Regions from separate parts of the Homo sapiens genome. Here regions 2 and 3 are each linked to region 1. Evidence: chromatin contacts called from ENCODE Hi-C or POLR2A ChIA-PET data. All regions are on one chromosome and are shown on one strand. Each heading gives the region's core, a stretch centred on a gene start or an enhancer-like site at or near the end of the contact. The rest is flanking DNA. Distances are from core to core; before and after follow the strand shown.

The links. Hi-C counts contacts between places; a loop is a spot of excess contacts on that map. ChIA-PET counts read pairs that join two places held with the same protein, here RNA polymerase II (POLR2A). Pooled maps may share reads with other maps.
Region 2: a map with no recorded cell type shows a loop between it and region 1 (10-fold over the local background). The contact joins the promoter of HMGCR here to the enhancer-like site in region 1. A Hi-C loop is called at or near these places in 2 of 37 single-sample maps with no recorded cell type and 4 of 50 pooled maps. POLR2A ChIA-PET finds 5 or more read pairs at or near these places in 1 of 52 experiments (GM12878).
Region 3: a map with no recorded cell type shows a loop between it and region 1 (7-fold over the local background). The contact joins two enhancer-like sites. A Hi-C loop is called at or near these places in 3 of 37 single-sample maps with no recorded cell type and 4 of 50 pooled maps.

What each region holds. Positions count from the first base shown.
Region 1 is chr5:76,173,629-76,178,546 of GRCh38, forward strand. The region is part of intron 2 of SV2C (synaptic vesicle glycoprotein 2C); the gene reads left to right. It also overlaps the pseudogene RAP1BL. Among named protein-coding and RNA genes, the nearest start is that of SV2C-AS1, 93 kb to the left of the region's middle. RefSeq lists an enhancer at 2,483-2,562. Within about 2 kb of position 2,308, at least 3 of the 41 ENCODE cell types and tissues checked have a DNase peak (open chromatin) inside an H3K27ac peak, as active enhancers do; they include GM12878, where a contact is called at or near this core.
Region 2 is chr5:75,334,392-75,339,309 of GRCh38, forward strand. It overlaps HMGCR (3-hydroxy-3-methylglutaryl-CoA reductase), which reads left to right and starts at 2,829. Exons shown (of 20, transcript NM_000859.3): 1 at 2,829-2,909. RefSeq lists enhancers at 2,740-3,300, 3,301-3,859 and a silencer at 2,941-3,060.
Region 3 is chr5:76,737,427-76,742,344 of GRCh38, forward strand. No RefSeq gene overlaps it. Among named protein-coding and RNA genes, the nearest start is that of F2R, 24 kb to the left of the region's middle. RefSeq lists enhancers at 1,494-1,823, 1,924-1,993, 4,127-4,206. Within about 2 kb of position 2,123, at least 15 of the 41 ENCODE cell types and tissues checked have a DNase peak (open chromatin) inside an H3K27ac peak, as active enhancers do.

The DNA.
Region 1 (4,918 bases), core at 1,058-3,557:
TTAAAGCAGCTGACATGATGACTTTTTGCGAGCCTTCCCAGGCACTGGAGTTTTTCTGTTAATTTGCCGCACTAGGTCATAAAAGATCTCATTAACATTTATTTTTGATTTTGCAGAAGATTCTAAGAATGCACAGTTGTTCCATTGTCTTGCTAGATTTTGACCTTGTTCCTTCCCTACAACTCTTTCATCTTCCAAGTCACACTTATTACCAACAAGAATCATTGGAACATCATCAGTGTCTTTAACTCGAAGAATCTGTTCTCTCAGGTCTTGTAAATCGTTAAATGTGGACTGTGCTGTGATGGAATAAACTAATGCAAACCCTTGTCCATTTTTCATGTATAAATCCCTCATTGCTGTAAATTGCTCCGTTCCTGCAGTATCCAAGATTTCAAGCATACACTGTTGTGCATCTACTTCAACTTGCTCTCTATAAGAATCTTCTATCGTAGGATCGTATTTTTCTACAAAAATTCCTTGAACAAATTGTACAGTCAAAGCAGACTTTCCAACGCCTCGTGAGCCAAGAACGACTAGCTTATACTCACGCATGATGCAAGCTTGTCAAAACCTAGTACTCTGCGAACCTCTCACGCTGTCACCGGGTCTCTGCAGCCAGCGTCGCCCCGTGCTCCCCGCGGGTCGCTACTCTAGGCGCCACGGCGGTCCTGCCGCTGCCGCGCCGCTCCGGCTGGTTTACACGCCTGAATCTGGGCGAGGTTTTCTCAATCCTATTTTATGAAATCCATCTGCCTCTGGTGTTTATGTTGGGGTGGGAGTTAATAATGAAAGAGCAAAATAATCTCATAATGTACTTGTTCCCATCAGGCCTGCAATGTGTGTCTCTGATGGAACAAGAAAGAGAGAGATCCTGAATCTTCTTTGCCATGGCACTGCCACTCCCACCTCGGGCCCTAAGCACAGACGATGCTATAGACCAGGAATCACCAAGCTTGTCTGTGAAGGCCCAGATAGTGAATACGTCAAATTTTTTAGGCCACCTGTGGTCTCTATCACATTTTCTTCTTTACTGTAGCCATTTTAAAAAATGTAAAAAAGAATGCTTAGCTTGTACGCTGCACGAAAGCATAGTTCGTGGACCCCTGCTACAAACCTGCACATTCTTTGTTACTAGCTAAGAATATGTCTCCAAATGTGGACATGGTCTCCTATCCTGATAAGCAAGGGTCCTCCTGTTCATCTAGCCCAACGCTGATGCTGGAGGCAGGCTTTGGCTCCTGCTTCATGCCCTCTTGGCCAGCACAAGTGCTGATACCCTGTTTACTGCTGTTGCTGTGAATGTTAAAGTCTCAGAGCCAAGAATCTCATGTGTTCTGCTGGCACCCGTGAGCCTGGCGGTCTAACTGACTAAATTTCAGGTAAGGTGAAATCTCAGACCCCTCACAGTTCTTGAGAGAGGCAGAAGGGGAAGGGAAGGAGAGGGGGCATGGTGAGAGATACCAGAAAAAACACTACACGGAAAAGAGATGACCCAAATGAAGAGGTCAGTTCCCCAACCCCTACGCTGGCCTGGTGTTTAAGTCCAGTTTCCATGTTGGCCTTCACAGAATCAGAGCTCTTCTTTGCTAGATAAAGTGTGGGGGAGTCTTTGGCTCCCCCTGGAGGCTAGAGTTTGCCAACGACAGGTAGGACCTGAAACACAATATGAATTGCTCTTTACTGTAAAACAAAAGGAAAGCTGACCATGACGAGATTTTACTCAAATGGCCCAGGGGTTAGGTATAATTCAATTAAAAAGGGAATTTGTCCTTTAAAGTAGGGGGATATATATATATGGCTTTAACTAAAAAGAAAAATGGACACAGAATCTAACAGTGAATGTTTAGGTATTAGTGACAGTCATCATTGTTAAAGTGCAGAGAGAAAATTAGATCTAACACAGAAGAGTAACATGGTGCTAAAATTTCCCCCATATCCCAGACAACTTCCTGTTTGCAGCTCGATGTGCTGATGAGATACTTTTAACACGAATCCTGAGGGCAGTGGACCTTAGAAAAATTATCATCTACAATTGTATGTTAAATTGCTAAGTAATTAAGATGTAAGATCTAGAAAATCACATACAATTTATTTCCAACAGCTGAAATTAGAACTTTCTAAATAAAAGCTAACCATACAACCCAAGGGTTTAACAAGTCAGAGTCTGTTTGGGAAAGCCAGCGTGTGTGTCCCCGAGAGGTGGATTGCAATCAGTAATAAAGGCATGAGTCCAGCCCTGTCAGATCTGTCTGACAGCCCCCACTGCACTCTGTCAGAATCTCCGCATGGGGATGGGTCAGGTTGCAGATGGTGACAGCATCATCCGAAAGTCTATGAGAAAGTGAAGGTAACACAAAGCCCTGGGATCCCTACCTTCCACACTGCTCTGCTTATCTGCACACACAGCTGTGAGGCTCCAGCCAGGCCCCCAGGAGCAATTTGTTATTTGTGACAACCTTGTGTGCATGGTGTTCTCCCTCACCCCCCACCCCAACACACACACAGGGAGCCAAAGTTTACTACGTTTAGTCTAAGTTGGGTTTTGAGATTTAAATGTTCAAGACTTAAGTGATTACCGATGGGGAAAATAGGAAGTGGCCTGGAGGTTCTCAGTTCGGGGGAGAATGGTTGTGCAAATAGAAAACCATGGTAGTGAATCTGCTACCCAGTTTTCTAAGAAGAGCTGCGGTTTTGTTTCATCCTGTCTCAGAGCTTTATTAATCAGCCATATTGTAGGTGACATGCTCCAGGACACACAGAATTTATGTCCTTGTGCTCTTTCCTCTAAGAGCTAATTAATGTATTTTTATTGGTGAGAAAGTTCACTCCACATATTTCTTCTCCTTGCATCATGATCAATTCTCCAATCTTAAAACCAAATCACCCACCACCACCACCCATAAACACCCTCTGCTTCAATCCTGGTCCCCATTTACTTAATTCCTATCTTTCCCCTACTTTTAAAATCTATTCATTAAAACAAAACAAAAGCCAAAAACATCTTTCCTGGGATTGCCTGGAGAAGACTTGACAGGACCAAGAGGGAAAACTTTCTAACCCCCAATCACTGTTTAGTTTATGGCTGGAATTATGGGGGAAAAGTAGAATGAGGTTGCTTTTGATGTTCTTTTGAAATGATTTGCAGCATTGAAAGAAATATTAGCAATTAAGCCATTTTGATTTTCTTTAAAACTGAAAGTAGAGGCCGGCAAGGTGGCTCACGCCTGTAATCCCAGCACTTTGGGAGAACGAGGTGGATGGATCACAAGGTCAGGAGATCGAGACCATCCTGGCTAACATGATGAAACCCCGTCTCTACTAAAAATACAAAAAATTAGCCGAGCACGGTGGCGGGCGTCTGTAGTCCCAGCTACTCGGGAGGCTGAGGCAGGAGAATGGCGTGAACCCGGGAGGCAGAGCTTGCAGTGAGCCGAGATCACGCCACTGCACTCCAGCCTGGGCGACAGAGCGAGACTCTGTCTCAAAAAAAAAACAACAAAAAACAGAAAGTACAGAAGTGTATATATTTAATAATCAATTATATTAATCAATATATTATATATTAATATATACAAATAATATATACAAATATATTAATCTGTATATATGATTCTTAATGCTGTATTTCTTATAGTCTGGGTATCCCAGTGAATGAAATATTTTCAGCAGTGTTTTGGGAAGTACAGAGATCTTCCCTTATATGTTCCAGGACCCGCTAGTGATACCTAGAATCGCAGATAGTACCGTCCCCTATATATACTGTTTTTTCAATATATACATACCCATGGTAAAGTTCAACTTACAAATTCAGCATAGTAGGATATTAATAACAATAACTGATAATAAAATAATAAACTAGAATAATTATAACAATATACTATAATAAAAGTTACCTAAATATGGTATTTCTGTCTCTCAAAATAACTTAATATTTTCAGACCATGGTTGGCTGCGAATAACTGAAACCACTGAAGGCAAAACCGCAGATAAGGGGGAACTACTGTATGCTATTCCAGATATGTGTTATTATGTCCCAAACTATCCAAAATCTTAGTGGCTTTAAACAATAGCCATTTTATTGTATCTCACACTCCTGTGTGACTTTGGAACTTGGACAAGGCTTGGCTAGGTGATTCTTCTGTTCTTGGTGGTTTAAACAGAGGTCACTCAGTGGTATTTTGCTGGAGGGTCTAAGATGACTGACATCTGGGCAGGAATGGCTGAAAGATTGTTTTCTTGTTCTGTTCCTCTAAAATACCAGTTCCTCTTAGATATTTATGCTTTGTTTGTTCACTGTGCTGATATAGAGGAGATTTCTCTGAAAAGAAAACCATACTTTCATTGTTTATAATTATGCTTAAACTTAAGAAGATAAATACATTTTTCATAAGTCTGTTTCTCATGCATTTTGGGCCCAGTGGGGACAGTAGGTGAGAGCACCTATCTGTGACCTCTTCAGCATATCAGTCTCAGGGTAGTCAGATGTACAGATGGGGCCTCAGGGCTCCAAAAGCAAGTGCTATGGTAGACAAGGTGGAAACTGCATGGCCTTTTATTACCTAATCTTGAAAGTCACATAGCATCACTTCTGTCATACACTATTCATTCAAGCAGTTACCCAGAATCAAGGAGAGGCAACATAGACTTCACCTTTTCATGGGAAGAGCATTGCAGAATTTGCAGCTGTGTTGTACAGTCACCAAACATGCACACAGGAGACATCTCCATTCTATTACATGTTAGAGTAAATTTCTTTTCTTTTTCAGGTGTAGTATTTCCAAAATATTGTTCCCACCATTGAGTTTTATAGCAGTGGCTCCCAGTCTTTTGGATTTTTAATTCCAATTTTGAAAAAAAAGAATGAGCAAGATTGACAGAGGGAAGCCCACCTTTATTTTACTAAGGAAGAACATTT
Region 2 (4,918 bases), core at 1,579-4,078, 840 kb before region 1:
TCTGGTGGGGCCTTGGAGAACCTGTGTGTGGAAACTGTATCTAACTAATCTGATGGGGACGTGGAGAACCTTTGTATCTAGCTCAGGGATTGTAAACGCACCAATCAGTGCCCTGACAAAACAGGCCACTCGGCTCTACCAATCAGCAGGATGTGGGTGGGGCCAGATAAGAGAATAAAAGCAGGCTGCCTGAGCCAGCATTGGCAACCAGCTCGGGTTCCCTTCCACACTGTGGAAGCTTGGTTTTTTTGCTCTTTGCAATAAATCTTGCTACTGCTCACTCTTTGGGTCCACGCTGCTTTTATGAGCTGTAACACTCACCACGAAGGTCTGCAGCTTCACTCCTGAGCCCAGCAAGACTAAGAGCCCACTGGGAGGAACGAAAAACTCCGGACGCGCTGCCTTAAGAGCTATAACACTCACCGCGAAGGTCTGCAGCTTCACTCCTGAGCCAGCGAGACCACGAACCCACCAGAAGAAAGAAACTCCGAACACATCTGAACATCACAAGGGACAGACTCCAGACGCGCCACCTTAAGAGCTGTTAACACTCACCGCGAGAGTCCACGGCTTCATTCTTGAAGTCAGTGAGACCAAGAACCCTCCAATTCCGGACCCATTACTGCACGCCCGCCTGGGCTCTGTCTCTAAAAATAAAAAAATTATACTTTTATAAACTCTTTCCTTGAAGGGTTAAATGCATATGAGGAAGCGGCACATGGACTTCCTTGGCGCTTCCCCCACCCTCCCTTTCTACCTTGTGTCCATACCAAATTTTGTGATTTATCACTAAGTACAAATTATTAGTTAAGTGCTATAAAGATTCTTTTGAAATACCTTTTGGGAAGGATATAGAATTTATTTTAAGAGCATAAAACTAGACAACTGGTGTTTCTTTATTGCTTGCTTTGGAACTCATATTCCTATTGGAGTTCCCAATTAGGCAGTTTGCGAATGAAAATTTCTAAATCTTGGGCTAAAGCCTGTTTTGGTAACAACTTTAGTCCTTATTTGAATTACATTAGTAGGCATGTGTACAACCTGTAACTTCTGAGATATTTGGTCCTTGAGACTTCTAGCGGCATTAAAAATATGACAGGTTCTAGGCTCTCGGTACTTACACACTTTTCTCTCTTTTTTTTTTTTTTTTTTGACAAGGCTGCTAAGAGAACACTGCAATCTTTGGGTAGTTCACCCGTTTTCTTTACTGTGCAAGGTTCATAAAGGCAGGCACTATGTCTGTCATGTTTGTCACTATATCTCCCATGCCAACCACAGTGTGTACTTCACATAATGAGCATTTCAAAGGCAACATTTGGTAAAGAGATATGAATGAAGGTCTTACACTGAAGCAGTGGGGAACAGTAGAACCAGCCTAAGCATTAGATCTGGGTTCAAATTCCAGTTTTGCTCATTATCTATGTGATCTACAGCAAGTTGCTTGACAAACTTTAATTTTTACTTTTTTGTAAAATGGGAATAATACCTATTATATAAGGATTATAAGAATCTATAATCATTTATTAAAACTAAGGAGTGTTTAGTGTTTTCTTCGTAATGTGTTTCAAAATATGGGCTTTAAAAATTGAGTGAAATACAATTCCTGTCCTTAATAAATTTCCACATACGATAGTAAGACAAATAAAAAAATACTACGGAAATTTTATGGGTTTTCAAGGTCGGGAGTGATGATGTGTTTGAGGGAATTAGGAAAGGAGGTGGCATATGAAAAAGTCCTTAAGGGATATTTAGGATCTCAGCAGTTAAAATGGGTAGGCATATCCAAGGTAAACAAAGAGAACATAAGCAGGGAGGTAAAAAGGTACTGAGTGTGACTGAAGAAGGGCCAGTTACTCCTGGCTGAACTGTAAGGTTCGCACAGGAAAGTAGAGATACGTCAGAAATGTGTGGTGGGGCCATATTAGTGGTGACAGGTTCTTTCTTTAATCCAGTAGACAATGAGAAACGCTGATTTGGGTCTATGGCATAATAGGAAGTAGTATGCCACATACTGCATGTGGGAGTTCTGCAGGACAGATTGGGAAGTGCATGCGTGTAAGACTGGGAAGACCAGTTAGGAGAGGCTATTGCACTGTTTTAAGTAAGACATAATAAAGCCCTGCACCAGGCGGAGAGCAGAAGGAACGCACAGAAGACGCAGGAGAGGCACATTTCAGAGAGAATCCAGTATGCAATGGATGTCGCACACAAGAGAGAGAGACGCAGGTGACCGGAGCCATTTACACTAATGGGTAAATCTCGGGAAAGCGCTGGTTTCGGCTACCGGCCAGTTACAGGTTTGAGGTGCCCGTCGCCGCCACCTTCCCTTTTTTTATATTCCTCTTTTTCTCATGGCCGCCTCCGCTTCCCTCCATCTCTCCCGCGCTAGTAACTGAGCTTTCAGTCATCGACCTGACCCTGCGTTTTCCCTCACGCTCCGATTCTGCTTCCTATCACTGCCTCCTACTGTACTATCACAGCCAGGACGAGCACGGGTCAGGCACTGAGGCTGTGGGACACTCCACCCGCCTGGTCCCCTATCGCCTCCGCCTAGGCAGCTGCCATGCGTGCGCCCCCACAGCTCTAGGACCAATAGGCAGGCCCTAGTGCTGGGACTCGAACGGCTATTGGTTGGCCGAGCCGTGGTGAGAGATGGTGCGGTGCCTGTTCTTGGCCCTGCAGAGAGCTGTGGGCGGTTGTTAAGGCGACCGTTCGTGACGTAGCGCCGTCAGGCCGAGCAGCCCCCAGGCGATTGGCTAGACAATCGAACGATCCTCTCTTATTGGTCGAAGGCTCGTCCAGCTCCGAGCGTGCGTAAGGTGAGGGCTCCTTCCGCTCCGCGACTGCGTTAACTGGAGCCAGGCTGAGCGTCGGCGCCGGGGTTCGGTGGCCTCTAGTGAGATCTGGAGGTGAGGCGGGCGGTGACCGAGAAGAGGGGCAGGGGCGGCGGGGAGCGGGGCGGAGATGGGTGGGAGCGGGGTTTGGGCTGTGTTGGTGGCAATTCTGGAGCTTCCCTCGGCCCTGGGAAGTGGCTACCGGCAGCTCCTGCGGACCTGGAGGGGGCTGCGGTTGCGCTTTGTCGGTGTGGCAGCTCGGACCCGCGGGGACTGCAAGGAATGTCCTTGAGGCCCGGCAGGCCGAGCGGCGGCCGGCATCAGTGCCGGAGTAACCCGGGGTCCCGGGGTGGGCTTGAGAGGCGGGCGGCGGTCTGGCCTCTTCGTGACTGCGGTCATCATCGGTGGACCCGCGGGGCGTAGCTGCGTTCATCGTCCCTGTTCAGTCAGAGTAGGCAGTGCTGGCTGCACGGTCACGAAAATCGGGGCGGAAAGGGTGTCAGGCAGGGTGACCTCGGAGGCCCCTGGATTCGAGAAATGCTAGGGGTCTATGGGGCTGTCGGGCCGGCAGCTCGCAGGGCAGACGGGAGAAGCGCCTGCATCCCGGGATCCGGGCATTCACGCCCAGGAACTGCTGTTCGTTAGCACCTTTCTTTTAGGTGACGGGAAAGATCTCTGTAAATACTGCTGACTAACTTAGAACCATGAAAGAACCGTGGATTGGTGTAGATGTGTCTGGTTATTTACAGGAGAACGGCTTGAGAGGATGCGGAGCCCAACGTGGGGATTCGCACAATGACTCAAAAGATTCTTCTCCCTCTTTTTTTTTTTTTTTTTTTGGTAAGGGGTGTAGTCTCCTTGGTGCTGATATTCTTTTAGGAAAAATGTACCTTGGAGATACAAATATAGAACAGTTAATTTCTGCAGTAGGAGGAGGTCGATGTACTCCATTCTTAAGTAGTCGTTTGAAATATTTCAGGATTTGAGGATATTCCTTCTTAGACATGGTCCTGCAGAGTCGTAGGAAGCATTTGTTTCTGGGCTATACTAAATGTGCATGATTTCGGCGTCCCACAAGGTAGAGAATGTACTTTTTGTTTACTTATGAATTTATTTTCCTCTCCATGCAGTGAAAGGCATTTTGCAATTTAGAGATAATCTAGCAAAGACCTGGACAGTACTTTGGGGATAGGCTGGATTTTGCAGGCCTGCTTTGTTGTAGTGTTCTTCCAGAACTTATGATAAACTTGGTGGCCAAAACAAATGGGAATTAGTAACATGAAGGTTAAACAAAATTGCACATAGGTTACAGCATTAACATGAAAATTGTCGGGTATGTGGGATAACCATTTCAAGATAAGAGTGTGAGTATGCGTGCATGCACACACTCTTTGTATTCCTTTATGGTCTAGTTTCTAGACTATAGATAGCCACATTATGGAATTACATGGTCTACTTAGGTTGACCCATGTGAAATTGCCAGTATTTAAAATTCAACTAACCTACAAAAATAGCAGTTTCATATGATTCCATTTAACACTTATCTTTGTCAGAGAACTTTGGAGCTCTAGCTTCATAAGTGAATGAAGAGAATAGATATGACTTAAAAAACAACATGTAATAGAATGTGAGCTAATTGGGTATAGAATCCAGATTTCCTGATTGCCAGTGCAAGATTCGTTTTTTTTTTTTTTTTTTTCCTTCTTTCTGGAATACCAGCTTGAGCAGCAGAATGCTAGATCTTGTTGGGATTGAAAATGACTGCCATATAAGACGCAGTTCTTGGCTTCAAAGAGACAAAATGTACACATTTATTAATTTGAGAACACTGTGAGATAGTATATAATCAAATACTGGAATGTGTAATGCAGGCGGAGTGCTGAGTAGGAGGAAGTAAGATGCCAAAACATCCTTTTCTGCAGTTGGCCATGGTAGGTGGCTTCTGTAGCAGATTGGATTGACATTTAAGAATTATCCATTCTTTTAAAGAATCTGTAAAAGTTTGCAGCATACTTTTTAGTCTGAATAAGTAAGGCATACCTTGCCTATTTGTTTCTTTAAGTAAAATTAATTTTTGGCCGGGC
Region 3 (4,918 bases), core at 873-3,372, 560 kb after region 1:
AGGTCAAACTCTCTTCAAATACCAAGATATTATTTGCCTTTTTTGGTCTGTTTCTCTCATAAGTGGACAGATGAGTTTTCCAGAAGCTACACAACATGTGAAAGTGCAACAGATTGAATGCAGAAGCAGAGACGAAAATCTGACTGTCTCCTATTACACCAGTCATTAAAGAGATTGCAAAAATGTAAAACAATGCAACTCTCCTCCTTAAATTATTGTTTTGGGAAAAAATTTTGAAAAATATAGTATTTATTTTAACATGTAATGGGCTTATTGTCATTTTTAGCTGAAATAGATATTTTCAAAAGTTCTCCATTTTAATGTCTAATATGGAAAATATCAGTAGATAAAATCATTGGCAGCAGGGTGCAGTAGCTCACACCTGTAATACCAACACTTTGGGAGGCCAAGCCAGGCGGATCACGAGGCCAGGAGTTCGAGACCAGCCTGGGCAACATAGGTAAACCCCATCTCTACTAAAAATAAAAAACTTAGCTGGGTGTGGTGGTGCACATCTGTAATCCCAGCTACTTGGGAGGCTGAGGCACGAGAATCACTTGAGCCTGGGAGGCGAGGGTTACAGTGAGTCAAGATGGCATCACTGCACTCCAGCCTGGACGACAGAGCAGAGCAAGGCTGTCTCAAAAAATGAAAAAGAAAAAAAGTCAGTGATGTGCTGCTAAGCAGGATCTCCACAAAAAGAAAAAAAGCCTGATCTGGCAAACTAGCATTTGCCAATTTTGATGGTGTGAATACTCCCTTCTTTTCCAGTTTCAAGCTCCCAACTGTTTAACAGTTGGCTTGACAAATTTCCTGAATATTGAATTCTTGTGAGCAGGTACAAGTTGACTCCAGCACACCAATGGATGCAACCCACATAAACAAAGGCTCTTTGCTGGTCCTCAATAATTTTAAGTGTATTAAGGTGTTCTGAGCAAAAGAAGTTTGAAAACCACTGCCCTTATCCAAGATGTCCCAACTTTATTGACTTGAAGAAAACAGATAAACTGGTAATTATTATAAAAGCATAAAAGCAAACAGGGGTAAAGAGTTGGCTTAGAGCTGCAGGCACCACTCTGGGTTTCTGGCTGTTTCAGAGCTGAGGGGTTCCAAGTCTTGGAGCAAGAAACTGATTCAACATCCAGGCTCAGTGGCTCACGCCTATTATCCCAGCACTTTGGAAGGCTAAGGCGGATGAATGGTTTGAGCCCAGGAGTTCGAGACCAGCCTAGGCAAAATGGCAAAACCCCGTCTCTACGAAAAATACAAAAATTAGCCGAGCGTGATGGCTCATGCCTGTAGTTCCAGCTACTTGGGAGGCTAAGGTGGGAGGATGGCTTGAGCCTGGGAGGCGGAGGTTGCAATGAGCCAAGATGGTGCCACTACACTTCAGCCTGGGTGACAGAGTGAGACCCTGTCACAAAAAGAAAAGAAAAGATACTGATTCACGTCATCAGGTATGGTGTGGTCCACAGAACAGGAAGCTCTGTGTGAGGTCTGATTTTCAGCCACCTGCTGTGTAAAGGAAAGAGAGAGGTGCTTGCTGAGCAAAGTTTCAGACCAGAAGACCAAGAGACAATTCAGAACAGCAGCAGATTCTACCCATGGTGGCATTCCTGTAAAGTGAAACTCAAGCGCCAAGTTTGTTGTCATGGGGACTGTTGATTGCATGCTAGTCTTATGGAAACACACGGAAAACCAGAGGTCAAATTCAGTAGCATCTCAGAATTCAGATAACACAGCATGTACAGTTTCAACCCAGCAGGCTGTGTGTTTATCACTTCAGGAAATGACTCATAAGCAGTAAGGAGATGAGCTTTGAAAGCTGCATCTGGCCAGGGCACGGTGGCTCACCGCTGTAATCCCAGCACTTTAGTGAGGCCGAGGCGGGTGGATCACCTGAGGTCGGGAGTTTGAGACCAGCCTGGCCAACATGTGAAACCCTGTCTCTACTAAAAATACAAAAATTAGCCAGATGTGGTGGCACACACCTGTAATCCCAGCTACTCAGGAGGCTGAGGCAGGAGAATTGCTTGAACCCAGGAGGCAGAGGTTGCAGTGAGCCGAGATTGTGCCATCCAGCCTGGATGACAAGAGCGAAACTCCATCTCAAAAAAAAAAAAAAGAAAAGAAAGCTGCATCTATAGTAGCCTGCATGGTGGCAGGGCCAGTCTGGCTGTTTTGCCTATCTTAATGACTACATCTGCAGGTCATTTTGGTGTGCTGCTATGCGACCCATCCAAGGAAGTGAAAACACCACGAAGGGTGGGCTGTCCAATACTGAGATGCATTCGTGAGCAAAACCATAATCATTTGATATCTATTTTTGTTGTTTTGTTTCCTATCCTGGGATATCTAGTTGCTCTTGAAACTAGCTGACACATATTTTAAAAAAAACAAGACAAATAATATATTCCCATCCTCCAGAAGCTAACTGGCTTTGGGATTTAATCCTAATACTTAATGTTTAGTTAGGAAGCACAAAATTTGAAGACCTCAGATTTAGAATTTTATCAGCTCTGCCTTGTAACAAGTTTTAGAAACTAAATCAGTTGGCCAGGCCTGGTGGCTCATGCCTGTAATCCTAGCTTTTTGGGAAGCCAAGGCGGGCGGATCACCTGAGGTCAGCAGTTCGAGACCAGGCTGGCCAACATGGTGAAACCCTGTCTCTACTAAAAATACAAAAATTAGTCAGACATGGTGGCACGTGCCTGTAATCCAGCTACCCGGGTGGCTGAGGCAGGAGAATTGCTGGAACCCGGGAGGCAGACGCTGCACTGAGCCGAGATGGCACCACTGCACTCCAGCCTGGGCAACAGAACGAGACTCTGTCTCAAAAAAAAAAAAAAAAGAAAAGAAAGAAAGAAAAGAAAAGAAACTAAATCAGTTCTCAACTCTGGTTGCGCATAGAATCACTGGAGAGCTTCTAAACAATTCCAGTGCCAATCTCTGGGGGCGAGGCCTGGACATTGATATTGTTTTCAAGCTCCTCAGAAGATTCTGATGTGTAAACCAGGGTTGATACTAAGAAAAGAAAAATCCCTCAGCAGTCTGAGCTATGTGAGGTGTGCAAAATTTATTAGGCCCAGAGAGACGGGAGTAGAGGACTTCAGTCACACCCCCGGCACATACCCTCCCCCTACCCACCACCCCCCATGCCTGTGGGCAATTATTTAAAGTCATTTTGTTCCTGGTGGTGTGGTAGCTCATGCCTGTCATCCCAACACTTTGGGAGGCCGAGGCGAGAGGATCCCTTGAGGTCAGGAGTTTGAGACCAGACTGGTCAACATGGTGGAACCCCTACACTCCTAAAAATACAAAAATTAGCCAGGCATGGCAGCATGCTCATGAAATCCCAGCTACTCGGGGGGCTGAGGCAGGAGAATTGTTTGAACCCAGGAGGCCAGAAGGTAGAGGTTGCAGTGAGTCAAGATGGCGCCACTCCAGCCTGGGCAACGGAGAGAGACTCCATCTCAAAAAAAAAAAAGGCATTTTGTTCCTGACTAGCTACATTCCCTGTTATCTTCATGTTCCTGGAATCTGTGATACAAAGAACAATGTGTATCCAATCAACAGCTTATGTTATTTTAATGTAAATTTTGATAAACAACTTAGGAACTGCCTCTTTTCCTTTATAAACATTCACATGCAACTGCTGCTAATCAGATTGTATATTCAGGACAACTTGAATATACACTTCAATATACACTGGGTTGCAGTCCTCAAGCTTGGCCCAAATAAACTCTCTACTTATATTAATTTTGACTCAGCTTCTTCCTTTTAGATCAACAATACCACTGTTTTTGAAAAGTGCTTCTTAGCTTATATACTGCTGGTGGGAATGTAAAGTATTAGTTCAGCCATTGTGGAAAGCAGTGTGGTGATTTCTCAAATAATTTAAAACAGAATTATCATTCAACCCAGCAGTCCCATTATTGGGTATATACCCAAAGGAATAGAAATCATTCTACCATAAAGACATCTGCGCACAGGTGTTCACTGCAGCACTATTCACAATAGCAAAGCTATGGAATCAACCTAAATGCCCACCAATGATAGACTGGATAAAGAAAATGTGGTACATATACCCCATGGAATACGATGCAGCCGTAAAAAAGAACAAGATCACGTTCTTTGCAGCAACATGGATAGAGCTGGAGGCCATTATCCTAAGCCAACTAATGCAGAAACAGAAAACCAAATACCACATGTTCTCACTTATAAGTGAAACTAAACATTGAGTACACATGGACACAAAGAGGAGAACAACAGATACCAGGGCCTACTTGAGGGTGGAGGATGAGAGGGAGAGGACTGAAAAACCACCTATCGAGTACTATGCTTACTACCAGGGTGATGAAATAATCTGTACACCAAACCCCCAAGACACACAATTTACTTATATAACAAACCTGCACATGTACCCCTGAACCTAAAGTAAAAGTTTTTTAAAAAAGAAAAGAAAATAGTGTTTCTTGGCCAGGTGCAGTGGCTCACATCTGTAATCCCAGCACTTTGGGAGGTGAAGACAGGAGGATTGCTTGATGCCAGGAGTTTGAGAGTTTGAGACCAGCCTGAGCAACATAGCAAGACCCTGCTAAAACAAATGTAAGAATTAGCTGGGTGTGGTGGCACACGCCTGTAGTCCCAGCTACTCAGGAGGCTGAGACAGGAGGATCCTTTGAGCCTAGGAGTTCAAAGTTACAGTGAGCTGTGATCTGTCTGCTTCTCAAACTTTAACCTGCATACAAATTACCAGAGTCTGCTGCAACTGGTCCGAGGCTGGGTCTGCCTGTGTAACAACTTCCCAGGTAAAGTTAAAGTTGCTCCTTTTGGACTATGCTTTGAATAGCAGTGCTCTCAGAGATAGCCCCGAGGCAGAATTTGGCTAGGTTGCAGGTCCAGGGATCCAGAAAAT